Regions from separate parts of the Mus musculus genome. Here region 2 is linked to region 1. Evidence: chromatin loops called from intact Hi-C (ENCODE). Cell type or tissue: heart. All regions are shown on one strand. Links, peaks and the distances in the headings refer to the core of each region. The heading gives the core; the rest is flanking DNA. Region 1 holds the start of Mir99ahg (Mir99a and Mirlet7c-1 host gene (non-protein coding)). Region 2 holds the start of Gm31495 (a long non-coding RNA gene).

The links. A loop is a pair of places that touch in the nucleus more often than their neighbours do. Peaks named below come from ENCODE experiments on the same cell type or tissue, not always from the same donor. Only the 100,000 strongest peaks of a DNase experiment are listed, where the experiment ranks them.
Region 2: it touches region 1 in a loop (9-fold over the local background); 2 of 42 quality-filtered maps call a loop at or near these places.

Annotation. Positions count from the first base shown.
Region 1 is chr16:77,324,305-77,335,798 of GRCm38, forward strand. It overlaps Mir99ahg (Mir99a and Mirlet7c-1 host gene (non-protein coding)), which reads left to right and starts at 5,024. Exons shown (of 5, transcript NR_015543.3): 1 at 5,024-5,374. In heart, for the core only: a CTCF peak has its summit at 5,256; DNase peaks (open chromatin) are centred at 5,037 and 5,737; H3K4me3 peaks cover 2,371 bases; H3K27ac peaks cover 2,500 bases.
Region 2 is chr16:78,151,309-78,162,802 of GRCm38, forward strand. It overlaps Gm31495 (a long non-coding RNA gene), which reads right to left and starts at 3,632. Exons shown (of 3, transcript XR_876180.1): 1 at 3,463-3,632. In heart, for the core only: a CTCF peak has its summit at 5,474; no DNase peak of the experiment used is centred there.

The DNA.
Region 1 (11,494 bases), core at 4,203-6,702:
GAAGCCCCCCCCAGGTGTTAAGACTCTAAACCGCGTAACAAAAATCATCAGCTTTTCACAAATGCACCCAAGAGGGAGAAAAGTAAAAGTACTCACATATGAGATCAAGTTACCTTTCCATTTAAAGTTTTGTATTTCTTCTGAACGTTTTAGTAGTTTACCTTTTCTTAAGGATGCTCTCCTTAATTTAAACCAGTACAAGTGAACATTTATTAACATAAATATTTTGATAGCATTTGTTAATTTTGATACCTTCTAAAAGATGACTATTTTAAACCTGGAACTATAAAATATCTTTAGGTTTTTTTTTTTTCTGCTTTTACTTAGGTATTGTTTACATCTTGTAATTCTACTTTGATTGTAGTCACTTTAATTATGCAAGTACATCTTGTTTGTCCTCTTTCCACATATTTACTTCTTTATTTTGTTTTCCTGTCCTAATATCTTTAAAGAACATCACCCAGGCAATATTTTTTGGTATATTGCATCCAATTATCTTGTTTTATTGTATGTATTTTTTAAATATATTATTATTATTATCATTATTATTATTATTATTGAGCACCTGTAAAAGCCTACCATGTTGTGTGTGTGTGTGTGTGTGTGTGTGTGTGTGTGTGTGAGAGAGAGAGAGAGAGAGAGAGAGAGAGAGAGAGAGAGAGAGAGAGAGAGAGAGCTTTGTTTGGATACTTGAATAGTGTAGCCAATTTGAGTAGGTTATAATCCAACTCTATAGAGCAAGCCCTTTGCTTCCAACACTATATAGGTTCTGTGGATTGAACTCAGGTCATCAGGCCTCATAGCCAGCACATTTACCCACTGAGCCATCTCACTGGCCCAGACTTTGTTCTTTTCTTTTTAAACCACGACCTTTAAATTTCCCTATTGAGTGGGTTACATGTCTTCATGAATATTAAAATCCCTGTTTTCATCTGTTCAGTTGATGAGTTTTCTATTTACTGTTATCCTTCTGATAATGCTCATACCCCATTTTTTTTGCAATGTTATACAGGGGCTTTACTTTATATTTGTTCTCTATTTGCTTGACTCTGGATTAGATTGGCTTTGTCTAATATTATGATTACAATCACACATCATGTGCTGTGCCCCTATAACCAACTTCTAGCTGGTTCAGTTATCTTACGATGGTTCTGTTAGCTGAGACACCGCTAAGTACACCCCAGAGCGAGACTGAGAAGTATATATGGTCCCTCATGTACGCATCCTGTGAACCCAACTTTGTTTCGCAGTACAAAGAACTGAAGCTCCTTAATATATGACACTATTGACATTTATCAAGAAATGTACAACAGCTTTCTTGAATTTGGATTCATAGGCTAGATACCCCACTGGTTTTCATAGTGTAACATTATCAATTTATTATCAATTTCACATGAGTGGCAGAGGCTAGTATATAGCTCACTGGTAAAGAACCAATGTTATGGGTTTGATCCCCAGTACTGCAGAAACAAATAAAATTTAAAAACTAAGACTAACAATGAGAATATTAAATTCATCTTTGCATTTGGGATTTTTGCCTGCTCTATTTTTTTCTATAGATATTTTAACCAAATGTTGTCTGAGTTTGACTAATGATTCTGGACTGCTCATAAATTGTCATGAAAAGTGGGAAATTTCTGATTTTTGTAGGCTAGAATCAAACCAAGAGCTTTGTTTATATCAAATAAGCTTTCCACTATGGAGCTACACCCTCAGCTCCTAGAAATTTATTCTATGGATTTCTTTTTCTTCCATGAAAAAGTGACCTTCTTCCAAACATTGCATATTGTGAAGGACAGTATGTATAGATACATACTGTAATTGATATAAAAATATTAACATGTAACTTTATGATTAATATCTTGTTATATAATTCCTTTTAATTATACCTGCATAATTTAATATTAGCATATTGAAACTTAAGAGTTTAAATCGATAATTGGAATGAATTTTTAATTTTTAAAAATGTGTTCTAAGTTAGCACCTTTAAATACATATAGCAATTTTTGCACTGTTAAATGATTTAGGCAATTTAGATAATTTAAAAAAATTTTTATTAGATATTTTATTTTTTACATTTCAAATGTTGTCCTCTTTCCTGGTTTTCCCTCTGAAAACCCCCTACTCCCCACCCCCCACCAACCCACCCACTTCTGCTTCCTGGCCTTGGCATTCCCCTACACTGGGGCATCAAGCTTTCACAGGACCAAGGGCCTCTCCTCCCACTGATGACCAACTAGATCATCCTCTGATACATATGCAGCTGGAGCCATGTGTCCCTCCATGTGTACTCTTTAGTTGATGGTTTAGTCCCTGGGAGCTCTGGGGGTACTGGTTAGTTCATATTGTTGTTCCTCCTAAGGGCTACAAACCCCTTCAGCTCCTTGGGTACTTTCTCTAGCTCCTTCATTAGGAAGGACCCTGAGCTCTGTCCAGTGGATGTCTGTGAGCATCCACTTCTGTATTTGTCAGGCATTGGCAGAGTCTCTTAGGAGACAGCTATATCAGGCTCCTGTCAGCAAGCTCTTGTTGGCATCCAAGGGTCTTGGTTTGGTGTCTGTGTATGGGATGGATTCCCAGGTGGGACAGTCTCTGGATGGCCTTTCCTTCAGTCTCTGCTCCACACTTTGTCTCTGTAACTCCTTCCATGGGTATTTTGTTTCCCCTTCTAAGAAGGACCGAAGTATCCACACTTTGATCTTTCTCCTTCTTGAGTTTCTTGAGCTTTGTGAATTGTATCCTGTATTCTAAGTTAGCACCTCAAAATACACTGTGAAATGATTTAGGCAGGGGAGATAATTTTCAAATTAAATGAATTGAGCAGCCCATGATCTGCTACATTGGATCAAGTCATCAGAAAACATCTAGAGGAGCGAACGTTTCCTCTACAAAGTAAAGATGGGACTTGACGTGAATCAAAATGACAAACTCTCTCTAATAGTGTCTGGGTAGTAATCATTGCCGAGTAATAGCAGACTTCAGCAGAGGGGACTATTTTCATAACCTGTGTGTAATTCAGAAAGGTCTATGGCCACATAAAAACCTACAAACTGGCCATAAAAACTACTTTATAGCCAGGGAAATCATCAAGGCCTGTTCAACTTCTGTTGTATGTTTTATGCTGTGCATGGTTATTAGTGACCTTTCTGAACTTGCTAGAAAGAAATCCTTATTTCATGTACACTGATGTTCCATTACAATAGGGGCTAAATCTTGAAAGTAGATGACTGTAGACATCTAAAATATAAGGCTGGGTGCCCTTGTTGACTCTTAAATTAGCTGTTCATCTTGAATAAAGCGATTGAGAAAACTCTGAATGTACAACACGGGGTATTGGGGTAGTGATGAAGTGTAGCAACCTCGGTGGCCTTGGGAACCTTCAAGCACTAACTAGGTTAGTCGCTAACTAGGTTGGTCATTTTCCCATGTCTATTTTTCAATGTCTATTTTTTAGTGATGCTCACTTTCAGTATACAAAACAGGCATGAGGGAGTCACAGAAAGATCTCAAACATGTTTTATTTATTTATTTATTTTTTGTTTTCTAAAACTTATTCAGAGGCGATATACAGACCAATCAATGACGCATATTTCACATTTGAGAAAGTGGAAACCCCAGTTTCTGCACTCAGTCTCACCCAGAGCTAACTTTACCACTTATATTCTCTGTTTCTGTACTTTCAAAAAGTCTGCTCTACCTATTAGAAAGCATTATTTAGCTGCTAATCTTATAATTTGTTCATTTTAATTTGTCTATGTTTTGTTTTATATCAGATAACAGCTGATTAAAGCTAATTCAGTTTTGCTAATTCGAAGATGGTCGAGGCAGATGAAAGATCAGCATCTAAAGGAATTTCCCAGGCAGGCCTCGCATGCCTGTGCAGTTACTTAGTAAATAGGGTGAAGGATGGAGTGTTGGGCATCTATCTCTATCTCTGAGTGACAGCTACTGGGAGAGGGAGGGTGTCTAATCTAATCACTGTAGAAACATGAGCATTTTAATTTGGTTGGATCATTCAAAGAAAGGGTTTGCTTTGAAGTACAATTACTTGATACTTCCTTGTCACAAATTTGATAATGATACCTATCCTTGTAAAGTGTTTTTGAAGACTACGAAGATGTAATGCATAAAACGCAGATAGAGTTTTGCAATATTACATTTTTTTTTCTTAGCACGTCATAGCTTTTCTTATGAATTCCCAGTTAAAAATGTACTAAAATGAAGAAGCGCTTTTTCGGAACTGGAGGAAATTGTAACTAATATAGTTCTGAAAATAAGAGAATTCGTGAAGTTAATTTTGCATGGAATCTCACCCGGGGTTAGCAGGCTAGGCTGTATCCTCAAAGTGAGGTCAGTTCCTTAGCTACGGAGAACTTTGTCGATAGTTGCATCAAAATTAATTAATTAAAATTAATTTTACATTAAAATTCTTTAAAAGTCTCAAGGAAAACCATACTACTGCCTATGCTTAGCCATGTGATACAAGGGATATGTATGCTGGTAATCATGTGAGTGTCTACATGAGCTCTTTTGTCATTTCCACATCTGCAGGCACATAATATAAAGAAAACATGTTACTATTCTGTCCTGAACGCTGTTTGATTTAATGTGAAAAAGTATTGTTTTAAATTCACTGAGTCAAGCAATACCTACTCAGAAAGAACACTAGGGGGTTACCTTCGGTTTACTTTACATCTTTAGCACATTTACTATTAAAAAATATTTCTAGAATGCAGTGTCTGCTCGGCTTAGGTTATCTAAGCTGTAATAAGTAGCCTTGGGACCCCTGAAGGCACACCCCACACACTTATGCTGTGTGACCTCGGGTCACAAGTAATGGCTGCAAGCTAATTGATTGAGAAAGGCTTGTCTGGCAGGGCCCCTTTTGCGTCCTGCCTGTACATTCCGAAGTTCTGTGAAAAGAGGCACTAGCGCTCAGCCACGCAAGGCAGGAAAACAGAGGAAGTTTTCGCATTCTGACTGCAGCCTGAGTTCCCCGGAGCAAGGCTGCTTCTCTCCACCCACTCCTCACCAAGAACTCCTGAACTTGAGAGTGGACGACTTCAAAGCTAGCTCTCACAGACTCACCTGGAAAAGAGTTCAGCTGCGCGTTCATTGAACCGAGAGGCCAGATCACCTATGTGAGGCGGTGGGAACCATATGGAGATTTATATTAGAACTTCAGCAAAGTGCACAGCTGCAGCCGGCAGAAGCCAGCTCTCGGGCTGACAGGCAAATGAACCAGATCGTGGACGGGGCCTCTGGGTGGCAGCTCCGGCCTTTTGGTTGTTGGACAACTATAGTCAGAACTGAAATGGAACAGGGGCAGGAGAAATAACACACTTTTACTCCACGCAACTGTTGCTTTCACATGGTGAGTGCAGATTTAAGATGTTGCTCAAATATTCTTTCTGGGTTGTAATACAAGTTAAGAAATCTGCTCTGCTTTTTGGGGGGTGGGGGGAGAAACAAGCCATCAAGAATACTTAGAAATTCCGAAGCTCTGTGGCTTTGTCTCTGCTTCATTTCACGTGATACTTGCAATCTGAGAGAAAAAAAAAAAACTCGTAGCGTCCAGTCTGTTCTTTCTCTTCCAGATTTTCTTTTGTTTAAGTCCTGCTTTTCTGCAACCAGAGTCAATATTGATTTAGGCAAATCAAATGTGGCTGGGATGAGGAAGAAGGGGGAGTCAGGATATGTGTAAACATTGCATTTAGTCCAACTTCTGTGTCACTGGGCGCTGGCTTCATGATTTGGTGCCTTATCTCAGGAATAAGTCCTATGGAAAGAGCTTTGCATTCCTGGCCAGGAGAAGGGTCAGGGCCCGTGTTTAGCAGCCAGCCAGCCAGCCAGTGAGAATTGCTGTTGCTCCCTCTTATTTTTAATATAAAATAGTTAAGAAAGTACATCTTCATGCATTGAAAACTAAGTGTGCTTTGATTTCCCAAGTCCCTTCCCAGTGGTTTATGTGTCTTATCCCTGGGAAGGATTCTTTAAAAGTCCTTGAGCAACAGCGTGCAAACTTCTTTTGTTCCTGCTGATCCTGTTTGCTCACGTTGTGTGCTATCGACTTTGCACACATTTCTTTTTGAAGAATCATGTTGCAGTAATGCAGAGCAGTTTTTGTTTGTTTGTTTGTTTGTTTGTTTCAGTGCAAATACCTTAGAAGTTAGTAAGGTCATGTTTTCTAAAATAAAACCAACCAAGCTCAACGAAAAACCTTACAGTATAAGTTGAGAATAATTCCTTGTTTAAACGTAACTAAGTCCTGTTTTAACTATGTTTTGTTGTTGTTCAAAGAAAATCTTAGCTTGCCAGCATGTCCAGGAATGTGAGCCGAGGCGACCTATTTTTCTTATTCCAACCTCTCATGTTCATAATCACATTTATAGTAAGTGCTAAAATATACTTTCTGATGTTCACCTCATTAGAAAAATCAGTTTTTGCTACCATAATATTTGCAATTGATGTTATCAAAAAATATGGAGGATCTTTATGGTCCATTTGTTGATTTGATGAAGTTTTAGGTCTACTTCAGCATCGTTTAAACATTTTCCAAAGCAGAGAGACAATTCAGTTTTGTCTACTTGTTTAAAGCACAGAACTTACATGGGGGACAGACTCCTTTTATCTGGAATCTTCTGTTTGTTAAAGTAAATTAATAAACCAAACAAAAAACCAAACAAAAGGCAGCCAGTGAGAAGCTGCAGATTTGTAGTGAAAGGGAAGGGGACTTTAAGGGTGTCGGAATGTGATTCCATTTCCGAGGTAATTTTGTAGCATTTCTTAGCTGCCTTTGCAAACTTTATGGAAACCTGTTAACCGCTGGCAGCCCTGAGCCCTAGGTTTGCATTTTGAACGGAGATTATGCACAGGAAAGACAAGTTCGTCCTGTCATGTGACCTGAGCTGCCTTATCAAAGCAAAATATGGCAGCCGCATTCTTTCCTGAGAGAACGAAGTTCATTATGTCCTTGCCACCTGTTACGTTCACTCTTTGTCCTTGTGGCCACACAGTTCCTGCTTGTTCCTGCTGCCAGAAAGGGATTTTCCTTTTAAGAGAGAAAACCAATGATTTTTTTTTTTCATTTACATGTTTTGAAAAATTGTGTTCTTTCCCCACAAAGCACCCGGAATATATTTCATAAGGCCTTTTGTTAAGTTGATGTGAATAGCAAGAAAATGTGTGTATTGTTTTGAAAGCCTTGTACGTCTCCTGATAAATAAAGCAAAGGTGTAGCTAAGGATTTATGAAAAAGATGGACCTTCTGAAGATTATGATTGAGGAAAAAAATGCATTCCTTATTATTTCCTCCAAACCAATTAAAAAACTAGAAGTACAAAAGGCAACTTCATTATTACTATTTTTTTCAAGCACAGCTCAGAAAGTCAGCATGGTAGAGAGAGGGCCTCCAAAAGAATGTGGTTCCCTCTGGAAGTGGGTGAATTGCAAGGAACAAAAGATAGAAAGTGCTGCATAGCATTTAAATGTTTAAACTTAAATGTTGATCTGTTATCATAGCTGGTCATACTTACTTACTAGTGGACTGTAGAGAACTTTTAAAAATTAAAATCAACTCTAGTATTTTAATTCTATGTATTTAAGAAGGTGCATATCTTTTTAAAAAGAAAGTGCTAATCTTCCCTTGAGCTCAGTTTTTTTTCCTCCAGCTAAGAGGAAACGGTTATATGTTAACAGCTAATATGTTACAGCCATATTTCTTATTTATATGAAGAGTGCATGCATGCGTATTCTCTACAAGCATATATTCATGTTTTATGTACATGCTTTTTAACATCTTACAGCCAGCTCCTCCCTTCTCCGGATGCCATAATTCATTTTATTCTTGGACAGAAGAGAATTGTACAAGAATCCAACAAATATATACAGAAAAATGAAAATAAAATGTCTTCTGACACTGCTAAATGAAACAAGGTGAAATTGAGCTTCACAAAGGGAAAGGGTGATACAGGGAACTTGTAGACGCTCTCACGAATCACTTGCCAGGCGCATTTTTCCCCCATGTTGGTGATTAACTGTCCTTCTGTACAGCAAAGCAGGGTGCGCTTTTTTTCTTTTCATTTGAACTTTGAACCTTTGAGTTCACATAGAGGGTTCCAGAGTGAACTGCACGTGCTCTGTTGTTATCCACCTCTGTGATCTGCTTACATCTCATGCTCATTACATCTCAGGTTCCTTCTTGACCCCTGTAGCAGTAGACATCTGTAGCAGTGAGCCTGCATCTGCACTGGTCAGGATGGGACCACATCGCTGCATCTGTATTTCAGTTGGTCTTTGGAATTTATTTGGAAGGAGATTTATCCCATCCACACTATGGATTCCCAAAGGCCTTTCCCTGAAAGCAGTGGTACCTATTGTTTTTCTTTACCTGAAAGATGAGCAGGAACACCTCCAACAGTGCTAAGACTACATTCACAAGCCACTGTACCCAACTTTATATTTGAGTGCTGTGGATACAAACTGATATTGTCAAGTTTTTCACAAGCGTTTTACTAAAGAGCCCCTTCCCCAGCCCCTAACCTTTCGATATTATTCTCTTATATTTTGGGATTTTTGGTTTGTTGGATCTTCACCTTCATAGCTACTTCAGCTGTGAGATTATTGGCTTTTGTAAGAAATAGAAAATTCAGGGCTTTTCTTCTTTCTCCTACTATTAGCATTCAACTCCTTATGAAACTTTCTAATAATATATTATTCTGAACGTCTCTTCCATCTTCTTTTATATATCTATTTGTGCTGCACAGGTTGCTAAGATTTGTGCCAGTAGATTACTAAGAGATACCGACCCATTTTCTAATTCCTTTTTGACTATGTCCACTATATAAAATTCATAAAGTGTGTTTTACTTACATCTCTATCGAGGGAGGATTCAAATAGATTCTTTTCTAAGAGAAATGTTTATTTCATTATTAATTCTGCCTTTACATTTGTTGTCTATTATACTGTCTCTTTATGGGTCCTATTATGCTTAATTTGAAGTCATTATGAAGTAGCTTTGCTATTTCACAACCTTTAAAGTAACTTAAGCGATTACGTGTGTGTGCATGCAGGCTAGAGGACAATATTGGGTGTCTCTCTGTATTATTTCCTACCACATATTCTGAGAGAGTCTCTTAATAAACTTAGAGATTTCTAACCATCTAGAGTCTTGGGCAGTCAAACCCCAGAATCCTCCACCAGTGCTAAGACTACATTCACAAGCCACTGTACCCAACTTTATATTTGAGTGCTGTGGATACAAACTGATATTGTCAAGTTTTTCACAAGCGTTTTACTAAGGAGCCCCTTCCCCAGCCCCTAACCTTTCAATATTATTCTCTTATATTTTGGGAGTTTTGGTTTGTTGGATCAAGTTAAATGAGAGAGATTGTTACATGTCTCAGTGTCGGTAGACCTTTATACAGCCATAAGGCATTATGGCTAGCTTCTAAGTTCTGTCCCAGCCCACCATCTTGGGTTATGAGCATACCCTAGATGTAGCTAATGACCATTTTGACACAAGTTCTGGCTGCAAGGTAGGGCTCATTCTCAATGTTCCTTAAGAGATTTCTGGGGGTTGGAAAAAAGATGGCTCATCAGATAAGAGCCCTTGCTCCTCTTCCAGAGGACAATTCAGCTACAAGTACCCATATGTGGGAGCTAAAAACTACCTGAAATTCCAGTTTAGGAGCATGAAATGCCCTCTTCTGGCCCCAGGAAACAACTGCACTCATCTTCACATACTCCTACATAGATAGACACAAATACATGTGCATAATTAAAAAACAAATAAGGAAGTCCAGTGTATGCATTGGCTAAGGATATAGGAGTGGTTGCAGTCACTCAAATTCTATAATATCACTCGCCCCGCCCCGGTTTTCAATCAGAAACCTGGCACTGGGTATTGGTAGAACATTGTGAGATAAATGTGACGACCCCATGCAGTCTAGTTTTCTTCAAAGTATGTAGAGTTGCTTCCTTCGCGTCAGTCATCAGTTGGTGAACTGTACATCATTTGTAGTTTATATTTTGGCCTGTTTTTGAATATCACTTTAATTGTATATTATCTCTGTTATAGCAGTATGCTAAAAGGGGTCCTTATGACACCATCTTGACAAGATTTTCCTAAACTATGGACTTTAGAATCAGAGCATGAGTTTAAATTCTTACCCAGACATTAATGATATCACTTTAGGCAAAGTCTTCTGTCTTTCTATTTGTTTCTCATATATATTATTATAGGACTGCTTATCTCATAGTGGTTTTGTAAGCATGAACCTAGGGAGTCCTGAATCCTGTGCTTGGGCATGCTATGCATGAGGTGTGAAGAAGGAAGACAACCAAAGCATAAACAAAAGCCAGGGCTACCTACTGGTCACGAAGACCAGCAGGTGGAACAGCAAACCAGTTTGACTACTGTACTCTGTATTCGTACTCATGATAGCTAAAGAAATTTCTAATGAACACCAGGTTCCATCTTTAACAGCTCTTTGTCTCTGCACGCTCTTACACTACCCATGAATCCAGGCAAATGTAAGTGAATGTTACTCGGAAAGTCTCAGTAAAACAAAAGATGTTCAGGTGACCTCAGGCATTGCGTTTGTTTGTTTGTTTGTTTGTTTGTTTGTTTTTGTCTGTGTGTTCAATTGTTTCTTCAGCCCTGTTATTTTCTTGTTTCCATTTTGCAGTTCCTTGTAAATTTTGGATATTAGCCCTTTGCCTAAAGTAAGTGGTAAAGATTTTCTCCAAAATGATGGGTTATCTTTCTGTTCTACTGTCGTTTTCTTTGCTTTGTGAAAACTTTGAATTTTTTATGCTCACTTACTAATTGTTTGAGTTAGAATACATGTTGCAGTTTTTTTTCAGAATATTCTTGCCTATACCTATATATTTTTCCTTTTTAGGCTCTTACTTAAATTATTAGGTTATTTAAATTATGTGCTATATATACGAATATATATATATATATACATATATATGTACATATATACATATATATACATATATATATATTTATATATATATGTATATACACACAGCATGTCTACTAATTGTTGCCAGTGTGTCCATCAATGTAACATGGGTTGACTCTTAGGAGTACATCTATGAACAAGACCAGTAACTAACCATGCCATGTCCATGCAATGTCCATGTCCAGCAACTATCAACTGCCAAAGGCTCCTCGGGTAGAAATTACTCTTTGTGTTCTCCTTCCCCATCCATGTTGGGAATTTGGCTGCCTTGATGTTGTGCATATCTTATGCATATGGACATAGCTGGTGTGAGTTCCTGTGTGCAATAGTGTTGCCATGTCCAGAAATTACTGCTTCACCGAGGACATTCATTATTTTGGGCTCTTATAGGTATGATGACTATGTCCCAACTAGAGGCGAGTATTTCCACAGTCTCTCCTTCTTAATATGTTGACCAGTTTGGAGTCTCTGTCTTAATCATTATCTATGGCAAGAAGAAGTTTCTGTGATGAGAGTTCTGA
Region 2 (11,494 bases), core at 4,489-6,988, 830 kb after region 1:
AATCTAACTTAGCCATTAAAATGTTATATCATTGTTGCTTCATATCAAGATATTAGAAAAATGTGTATTTATGCTCAAGACTTACTAAAAGGAGAAAACTATGTTGCTTTATATTATATTCTTGACTAAAGTTTCACTGGAAAGTTTTTAAAAGGAGGCACAGACAGTTAAGATTAAAATTATCTGTTGCAAGTTTGTATTGGGTGAGAGCTCCTTGGTTGGCTTGAATGTATAGCTATATTCATTTTAAAAGAACTAGCCCTATTATTGATAAGAAATTGAATTTTTGTTCCTACTTGACTAGCTAAGTTTAATTATCATACTGACAACCAGTTGATAAGGTTTTACATCATATAGCACTCTTCTGGATCTTTCTCTTCTATACATTCAGCGATTTCTCTCCTCTCATTTTTGTAATTATTTTGCATAGTTAAGATGAATATTTGCACATATATACTATATTCTACCCATGTTTAGGAGTCTGCTGTTTTATGCTACTTAAGATATAAGCTAGAAAAGTCCAGAAAATAACCTGTTCAGCTCTCTATTACAATCTATCTTATGCTGCAACCAAAATAAAATATCTCACGATGCAGACACAGGGCAGAAAGTACAAGAAAACAAAAACTATATTCAGCAAAGAGAAAAAGATTTGTCACAAAGCAGGATTTCCCCACTGACTAATTAAAGTAAGAAACACATCTTGCCTTCTGTAAGCAGAGGATGGTCCTTTTTTTATTATTATTATTATATAAACTAGAAACAGATGACCATTGTGAAGGCTTCTCAGGGATATTAAACATCCCTAACAAAGACCAAACAGAGGAAACACACCAATATGCTTTAAAAATGTCAGGGCAGGGCACCTTAAGGACAAGCTAGCAAGTTTGTCCTCTGAGATCACAGCAAAGAAATGATGGGCCCAGCAATTTCAAACTCGTGTCAAGAAAAGAGTCAGAAGGGAAGTGAAAGACCTAGCTCATTAAAGTTGACATTTGTCTTCTTTTACATATGTCACATGATCCCAATGACAAAAGTTAAATATGAAGGTATTACTGGTGGCTAGCAATGAATGTGGAGTATGTTTTCAGTCTTGCCAACAAAGTTCGCCATATCTCAACCTGTCGTAAATTTGCTATTGAGTTATGGAGCAAGCTTAGCCTTTTAACACAATTTTTTATTTGTATATTAATTCTTTAAAAGTTAAAAAGAATGATAAGAAACAACTTATGTGAAGAAATTTTCTGCTACAGAAAGGTTTCTCTTTTTTTCCTGGTAATGATTAAAATATGAATAAAGTGAACAACCAGCCATTCAAAGAATGAGACAATAAATATAGTATGAGAAAGTTAAAACATTTTTATTGATATGGCTCATCCATTACCCAAAACAACGCCTGTTCATTGCTGGTATATTGGAGTCCATTTCATAAATAAACACCAATTATTCTCACCTTGCTTTACTGTCAAACCAAAGGACAAATCAGAACCTCCCTTATGCAATTTTATGTGTATGAGTATTTTACCTGCATGTGTGCAAGTGTGCACTACATGCATACCTAGCACCCATGGAGACCAGAAGGCATAAGGTACCCGGAAACTGGAGTTAGAGATGTTTGCAACTGCCATACATGCTGGGAACTGAACATGGGTTCTCTGTAAGAAGAGCAAGTGCCTTTATCCACTGTGCTGTCGCTCCAGACTTACTGTTATTTTTCTTTAAAAAGAGATTTATTTGTTGTTGGGTTTTTTTGTTTTGTTTTTTGTTTTTTGTTTTTTGTTTTTGCTTCCCTGAATCAAGTAATATAGTCAACTTAATCTACATAAAAAATATCCTCTATCTTCGCTTCTTGAAAGAGGTTTATTAGCAGCATGGATCATAAACACTAAGTTGATAGCCATAAACACCTTTCAGGGTGCCCAGGATCTAAATATACAATTTAGTTGTCATTTAGTGGTTTCTATTAAATAACCTTCTACAGTAGTAACACATGCCCATTTTGTTCTTCAGAATAGTTAAATTCACGTAACTAGAGCTAGTAAAAGCTGATGAAGAGATATTTACTATAAACCATCCTTTAACTGGTTCTACAATGCAGTCCTGACAGTATTAACTCCTCACCCTACTAATGGCTATGAGAAAGTTACTATTTGTGAGTAATAGTGAGTCGGTGTAGCATGTGACCTCCTTGGGAGTTTGCATTTTAAAGGAAACACTGAGGTTAATGTTAGGTAATAAACTATTAATCATGTTAGGTAATAAACTATTAATCAATCATGACTCTCTCATGGATTCCTGGAAACATAGTAAAAGTAAATTGCTTCTCAAACAGGCACTGATATAATTTCTCTATACACATGACAAATAATTGACTTTTACTACAAAAAATCATAGAGCTAAATTTGCAGATATCTTATTTCTCCAGCCATTGGACATATCTTACTGTTCCCATTTCTGAAGTGTTATAATTCATGTTTTGGTTTGGTTTGGTTTGGGTTTTTTTTTTTTTTTATGATCCTGAATCTGTGAAAGTTTATTTCTCTCAGGGTAATTGAGCCTCATTTTCTAAAGTCTTGACATCACAATCCCACCTCCCCTAGCCTAACACCCACCAACAGTTTGGAAGTTTCATCTTTCCACATTTAACTTTGATGGGTGTAATTTACTTCTCTCTTACTTAAATAAAATTAATTTAAAATGATACCCATAAAAGTGTGTAATAAATGTTTCCCTCTGACTTTCGGAGGGGCTCTGTGTTCTGGCTTGCAGAACCTCCCTGGCTGGGTTTTGTACATTTACTTAGCCCCTGCCCCCCTTAGCTTCAAGGCCTCCAGATGACCAAATCTATCTACTTCTGCATGAAAATGTATTTACAATTTCTGATTTCAGTAATAAAACAGCTTTGGAGCAAAGTCATAAGTGGGTTTATGACTTAGGATGGCCTCCTCCTATAATTTTGACATTGAAAAGCCATAAGATAAGCAGCAATTTTAATCTATTCACGACTTGTAACCTACCTCAGTTAATCAAGGAAAAGAAAAGTAAACATTCCAATATTAACTGTTTGCTGTAATATATGGATATTCCTACCCCAGAATTGTCTGTTGAGTTCACATTAATTCTATTTGTTTGAAATGTTCCTGTAAAAGCAGTCTTAGAGTATAGGTCTGGCTTCACTCATCAAAAAAAAAAAAAAAAGTGATACATTTTTTTCTTCTCTTCTTTATTTTTCATATTAAATAAATATTGAGCATCAACTGGTCTAAATATTTCTTGAAGAACTTCTATACTTCTAATTAAACCCCAAACATGCTTTTTCTCTTTTTAGATAAAAAAGGAAACCCTCATTTATTAATGCCCTGCATCTAAACTTAGCCAGAAGAAATGCGGCACCGTAAGGCAAGTTAAACACATCTGAACTCCCCTCAGCTGCCCGCAGCTTGACCTGTGTTTCCTACTCACCAATCCTGCTGCTCTTCTCAGGGCCAAGGATGTTCCGTTTCCTTTGTATCCCTTTCAGAAGTAATTGGTGTGTTCAAAACTTTTCCACATGACTCAGACTTTCTCCCCTTTGCTTTCAACTCCATGCGATAGTCAACATTCACTCTGTAGAACGTCAACCCAGAGTTCATACCAGGTGTACGGACTTCTATTTGTTTTATATTTCTATTCCAGTGGATAATAATTCCTCTGGGTTTCTATTTTGTCAAACAAAATATTTCTTTCCACCTCTGGATGCATTCAAATCAGGCTTAATGAATCTTACTCCCTCATTTAAGGTTTTAGGAAATAACTATTATTTAGCAAGTGATAATTATGGAGACAATTGCTACAATAAATCATCCTAAATTATTTCACTAACAAAAGGGCTTTCTAGGTTAATAATGTAAAATTTTTACTATACTAAATTGCTTCCTGATTATTCTACTACTATTTAAACAACATATATCAGTGAGACCATAGATGCTATTTTATATTTCTCCAACTTGTTAACATAATAATTATATGGGAAAATAGAAATACACGCTATTTTTCCTGAATCCTCAAATGAAACTTTCTATCTATAAAAACAAACTTATCTTATTACATACTCGTTATAATTATCTTAGAAGTTCCTACAAATAAAAGGAGCCTTATTATAGCCAAAAAGATTTTTTATAAATATGAAATTTGGTCTCAGTGTAGAAGGAAAATTTTATAGTGATATAAAGTTAAGAAAATACAACTGTTTCTTTGAAAAACATCACTTAATGGAAAATGTTTAGTTCAGTCTAATAAAATTGTCATTTTAAAGATAATTTCTGACTACACATTTACTTATCAGCTCATTTCCAGATGTTAAAAGCAGAATGTAAACTATTGTTTGTCCACTTATCACTGTCCATAGTTTTCAAGGGTTTTCTTTGAGGATAATTTACATGTGGAGCTAATATTTTAAGTTTTACTCAAATAACCATTGGTCACAATGATTCGTCAATGTAACTAAAATCTTGGAATCAAATTATGACCAAGATAAGCTCCAGACCTTGCAATCATCATGCCGACTGGAAAGAGGGCAGTGAGATCCCTTTTTTAACTGAAAACACAACATAATAAAGAAAAGAATGTAAACTAAATCCCAAATGTAACTGTATGACCAAAAGAAGTATTTGCATGTAAAAATGTGTTGCCAGAGTAAGGCAGATGTGGAGAAGCCTCTATGGAACACACAGAATGAGACTATCTGAAAGTTGGTATATTCTCCTGGAAAATCTTTTAATCTATCATTGATTAATTATTAAATACATAGAAATGTATGCCCAGTTGATAAGTTTCTGGTTGGTGAATTTAATACTTGGAAAACTAAGTTCAGTCCTGCAAATGAAGAATTAATTTTTCTTTCTACTCAACAAAAGTTTGTCAACACAAACATCATGGCCTCTGTCTCCTCTGACCTGGGGCATTTCTATAAGAACTACTCTGTTGTATTATTATTCAGATTCCATGAGATGATCTCAGGAACCTTGAGAGACTTAAAACATGGCAGGTTAGCTGGGGAGTCATATAGATATGCTATTAAAGCAAAGAGTGCTGACATCTGTACCATTTCTTGTACATAATAATAAGACTTTAATGAGTTTTGTTAAAAGAAAGAAATGCCTGGAAAAAAATTCCCTCTATCGGGTTAGCCTTCAAGAATTTCCCGACAGACTGAATTATTTTCACAAAATTAAAACCAATATCAGATCCTGTTTATTAAAATCACTCCCTCAATGTCCGACTATTCTTTTCCTTTGACATTTTTAAATGCTCGTCTTGTCTTCCTTTGTGTTTTTAGATGAATTCGTGTGCAGTACATTGATCAAAAGAAAGCGCTGCAAGAGAGCTTGCCAGGCTGGGGAAGGCAGTGAGCACTGAATTCACTGTTCAGCATCTAGTAACACAAGAGGCATGTGGATAATAGTTAGAGATCTAGCACACCTTAGTGGAAGCAATTATAACTACAACTGCTTCAAACACATTTCCACTTCAATTCCATTGTTTCAATGAAATTTCTTTGTACCTAAATAAAGGGATATTGGTTCGGCTTGAGCTCCTCTTAATTATGTATGCTTCCTTCCACTGAATCCTCACAGGAATTATGCAATGAGAGGAAACCTGATCATGAATTTCAAAACCAAAAGGCCTCCTCTCTTTTCAGAATATGCATGATGTTTTCATAGAGCTCCCCTGAAGCTACTGTACCAGAGACAATTGCATTTCATCTGGCATCACGGTAAAATATAAAGTATAAAGTATCACACACCCCGTGCACCCCATCAAACTACTAGTGTATTCTTGAACCACAAAGGTGTATCAGATCAGCTTTTCAAAGACTTCAAACACTTCTGTTTGCAAGTCAGTCTATGTATTCTGCTGGTGGGGTCATTTAGGCCATACGACTAAAATGTCATGGAGAAAGCAGAAAAGACATCACAAACATCTATCCTGTTATCCAGAGAGGCTTGGGAATGCTTGGTTTGCATCCTGTTCCATGGCTCTGTTACACAGTTGAGATGGGTAAGCATTACTCTCTGAAGACATTTTCCTCTCTGAAACTGGTATTGGAAGGGTAACATGTTTAGAGCTGGACCCTAATGGAAGACAAGCAAGACAATTGTCACTGAAAGAACACTATGGAGGTGGTGTGCTCCTATCTCCTCCTACCACATGAAGATGCAGCAAAATGGCTCTTACTGAACCACACATGTTGACACGCTGATCTTGAATGTCTCAGTCAACAAATTTGTGAGAACTACACTTCTGTTCTTCATCAACTATCCAGTTTGACTCTGTAGAAATTGCTTTTTGTTTGACGACTTTCTAAGTTATCAACCAAAAGAATTTGGTGGGGAAATACAACCTCTGCTTACTTTCCCATATGCACAAGTGCTGGCCAATGCCTGTGGTGTGAAGGAGTAGTCAACCAATCATCCATAGGCTCAGCTGTCAGAGCCGCTGGAGAGAAGTTCCTATACTCCCTACATCCCTGGAACTTGATCTAGGCAACAGTGACAGGAATGCAGCCAAGAATTGGTTGTAGTGACTGACACACTCTAGTAGGAAAAGTAGAACCGGTCTCAACTCCTTTTATGGTGTACCTGTTGGCACTTCAAAAGAAATATGTCAAAACACATTACACACACAAACTCACACACCACAAACACACATGCATACAAACATACACAACTGCAAACTCACACACGCATATGCATACAAACACACACCCACACATCTATAAACATATACACAGCACACACACACGCACACATACGAACACACGCACACATACATACAAATGGGCGCACACATAGAAACACACACAATAAACTATAAAATTACATCTCCTTTATCTACTCAGAGAGGAAATTCTCACTCAGCATTTTGTATTGTTTTGTTCAGTTCTACTCCTGTCTTATTTTGATCTTCCTTGTATATTAATCAGGATTCACTAGAGGACAGAGTCTGCAGAGTTTGTAGGATGAATATATACTTACTATATCAGCTTACATTGAAATAATAATACAGTTGTTACACCTGGGATTCTGAAAACCTAGTAGTTGCTAAGTCCTTGATACTCAGTACCTCAGCAGTTGGAGCACTCCCACAGTCTCACACCGCAGAGACCAACAACCCAACAGTTGGTTAGTCCATGAAGCAGTCCCAGTGTGGTGAGGAAACATGGAAGTTCCCTGGAGAGCTGCCAGTCCTTAGTCAACAATGGAAGCCTGGAAACTCTGGTGCTGATACCATTGAAGGAATGAGCAGAAACAACACAGAAGGCCAATCTCTCAAAGGAAGGATAATCTTTCTACCATGCCCTTTTTATCTGGGTGCTAGCAGAACATGCTGCCCCTCACTCAGGATGAGTCCTCTCACATCAATTAAGGCAATCAGGACAAATCTTCAGTTGAGGATCCCTATTCAGATTATTCCAGTTCATGGCAGTTGCCATGAAAACCAACCATCACTACTCCTCACTGAAGTTCTCATAGCATCATCCGGGATCTTTCCTATCTTACAACCTTTATTTTTCCGATCCCTGCATTTTTTTTTATGAATTACCAACCCCATTGTCCTTACTAATTTTTACATGCTCAGTTTATCCTGTATCTTAGAGCCTTCCTTTACTATCCTAGAGGAGGACGTAGTTTTTAATTTCCAACCATTTACTCTACTGTTTTCAAATATCTAGTTTGTTTCTAGAGGAGTTGTTATTGCTGGAGTCTTTTTCTCTTATAAGTGGCAGTGGCAATTAAAATTACTAGGGAATGTGTCTCAATAGGAAAACCCTTTCATAAAAGGGTATAAAACTGGACAGGTATCCAACCCAAAGGTGTAAATTGCAATGCAGAAAGAAATGCAATCGATCTGGTAGTATGGCTGCTCTAAAAATCAAACTCTTTGTTGATGCAATTTCAAGGATATCAAAATGGTTTAAATATTAGGCAAAATTTAGAAGTCTAGTTTTAAAATTGACCAATTGTCTCCAAATGGAGACAAATAAATGAGATAAAGTAAGTTCAAGACTTCAAAAGTCTGAAGATGTTCTTTGTAGTATAGAGGCAATCCTAGAATTCACATAGATATGTGAAAGATGCTGACTAGTCAAAAACAAACAAACAAACAAACAAACAAACAAACAAACAAAAACCTCTAAGCAGAATGGCCAGTACTACAGGTATCATAATATCAGATTCCAAATTAATATACAGAGTCATACCAGCAAAATCATCGTGCTGCCAGCATAAAAATAGATGTACAGATAAGTAGAATTAAAAAACAGTGTACTGGCTGGTTTTGTGTGTCACCTCCACACAAGCTGGAGTTATCACAGAGAAAGGAGCCTCCCTTGAGGAAATGCCTCCATGAGATCAGCTGTAAGGCATTTTCTCAATTTGTGATCAAGGCAGGAGGGCCCAACCCATTGTGAGTGGTGCTATCCCTGGCCCAGTAGTCCTGGGTTCTATAAGAAAGCAAGCTAAGCAAGCCAGGGGAAGCAAGCCTGTAAGAAACATCCTTCCATGGCCTCTGTATCAGCTCCTACTTCCTGACCTACTTGAGTTCCAAACCTGACTTCCTTTGGTGACAAACAGCAATGTAGAAGTGTAAGCTGAATAAACCCTTTCCTCCCCAACTTGCTTCTTGGTCATGTTGTTTTGTACAGGAATAGAAATCCTGACTAAGATGAATAGAGAGCCCAGAAATAAGCTTATGCAGCTACAGTGGCATTATTCTCAACAAACCTTCCAGGAACATACGTTGGAAAAGAGACAGCCTCCTCAACAAATGGTGTTGTAGAAACTGTATATTCGCATACAGTACAATGTAATTACATCCCTATCTCTCACCTTGATTAAAATAGAATCAATTCAAATTACACTGAGGGCCTTAAGTAAGGTCTGAGACCGCTAGAGAAAAACACTGCAATGTATGAACATAGACTGAAACTTCCTGTAAGGCAGTCGGTTGGCTCAAGAAACAACATTCGTTGACGAATAGGAAAGCAGCAAGTTGAAATGTGTTCAGCATACGAATCAATCACCAGAGTAAAGAATAACCCTACATAATGGAAGAGAAATTTTTCTAGCTATGCATCTGAGAGGGAAATAATAACCAAGACATATAAAAAAACTAATAATAATAATAAGCACCAAAATAATAAATAATTGGATCAATAAGTGGGTGAAATAACTAACAAATAAATGTATAAATATACAGGAAATGTTCTTAAAAGTACATCTTTAGTCATCAGAAAAATAAAAATTAAATTTATACTGAAATCCCCTTTCATTCCAGTCAAAACAGCTACCATTCAGGAAAAAAACAAATACAAAAACAAACAAAGAAAAGAAACTGGCAAGGATGCAGGGAAGGAAACCCTTAGCACTGTAGCAGAAGGCAAAGTAGTGCTTCTATTGTAGAAATCATTATAAAGATCTCTTATAAACTATTATATTAGACTAGAATAGGTCTTCTATGCTTATAATTAAGATATAATCAGCTTACTATAGAGATAGATGAACACCTATGTGTATCATTACTATTGACAATTTCCAGTTCATGAATCAACCTATCAGCATATGATCAAAGAAAATATGATTAATTCTAGAGTCGTATTCGTCCATAAAGAAGAAAATGATTTCTCTTGTTTGAATATGGATGGCTCATCATAGTAAACAAAATAAACAAGATTTACAAAAATAGATATATGTTTTCTCTCGTTCTCATGTGTATGGAAATTAAGGATGAAGGAAACAGGACATTCAAGTCAAAAAGTATATCTATTACTCTTCTATTGCTGTGATAACATAGCATCATCAAAAGCAACTTAAGGAAGAAAGGGTTTATTTTAGCTTGTGGTTCCAGAGGTAGAGTCCAGAGGCAGGGCAAAAGGAACAGGAAGCTAGCTGGTCATGTTACATCTATATGCAGGAAGTAGAGAAGCACAGAACAAGAAGTGTGTCAAGGCTATAAACCCTTACTGCTCACCCCAGTAATAAACTTCACCTTCAACCAGCAAGGCTCCACCTTTTAAAAAGTTCATAAACTCCCTACACAATGACATAACTAGGTAACACATGTTCAAATACATGAGCCTAGAAGGGACATTTCTTATTTAAACCACCATAATCGGTGAGTGTTAGAGATGGGGAAGAAGCTAAAGATGGAGAGGGTAGATAATGACATCTAAGGATGATGATCAAAGTGTAGTACATTCCTGCTCAGTCTACAGTGTGTAGTTGTAATACCACAGTCAGAGAAAAACAATACAAAAAGAAGGGGAAAAACACTCCAGACCAAGTCTTTATGAGCATCAATGTAAAACACCTCAAAAACGTATTAACACGACGGGCGAGGTGGCACACGCCTTTAATCCCAGTACTCAGGAGGCAGAGGCAGGCGGATTTCTGAGTTCGAGGCCAGCCTGGTCTACAGAGTGAGTTCCAGGACAGCCAGGGCAACACAGAGAAACCCTGTCTCGAAAAAACCAAAAAAAAAAAAACCAAAACGTATTAACAAACCAAATTCAACACTACACGTAAAGGATTGGCACCACTGAAGGTGCGATTGGTTCCTGCAGTGTAAGGGTTTCAGAGAAGGAAAAAAACATCAATGCATACCACATTATTAGCTAAATGAATGATCAAAGCCTGTGGTTCTACTTTATGCACAGCTGCAAAATTACTAAGAGATATTTGCAGTTATATGTTCACAGCAGCATTGCTTGCAATAGCAAGTTCTAGAAATAACCAAGATATCTATCAAAGAGATAATCAGAAGCTTGCATGAGGGCATGAGTATTCGTGTGATGGAAAATTGTAAACTCAAAAGAAAAACAGGAAACTGAGCTGGCAACAACAAGGCTTATTGCACCAACACAGTTAAATGTAGGAGATACTGTAAGTAAAATAAAGAAGGTGAACTTAGAGAAGCAGACTAGAAAGGCACTTAAAAGGGTTGTATGCTAAAGGAAATGGAAGAGTTCTCATAAAAGAGATTTAAAGAAAAGTCTGCAATGAGATAAATGAGGTCTGAAAACACGTTGTAAAATATGACATTTAGAGTTAATAATATATCATGCATGTGAAATTGATGAAAGTGGGTATTAGATGCTTTTATTATAAAAACAATGGCTAGCTGTGTTAGATACATGATTTATAATAACCACCTCCACAATGCATATGAATAGCCAACGAATAGGGAGCAGGCAACGAATAGGGAGACAGAGGCTAGAGGACCAGCAGCTCAAACACAGCCTGGGCCACTTGAGACACTATTTAAAGAAAAATAAACTTGAGTTTTCTGCAGAGATCAACGTAAAACAGGATACACTAAATCTCATAGAAGAGAGGAGAGACAATTTGGTACAGGACAGTGGAAGGACTTCTGCTATTGATTTTTCTACTTGTTCCTGTTAATATTATGTTTACAATTCTAACCAATCCAGTAAGGTCTAAAAATTAAAAAGGAA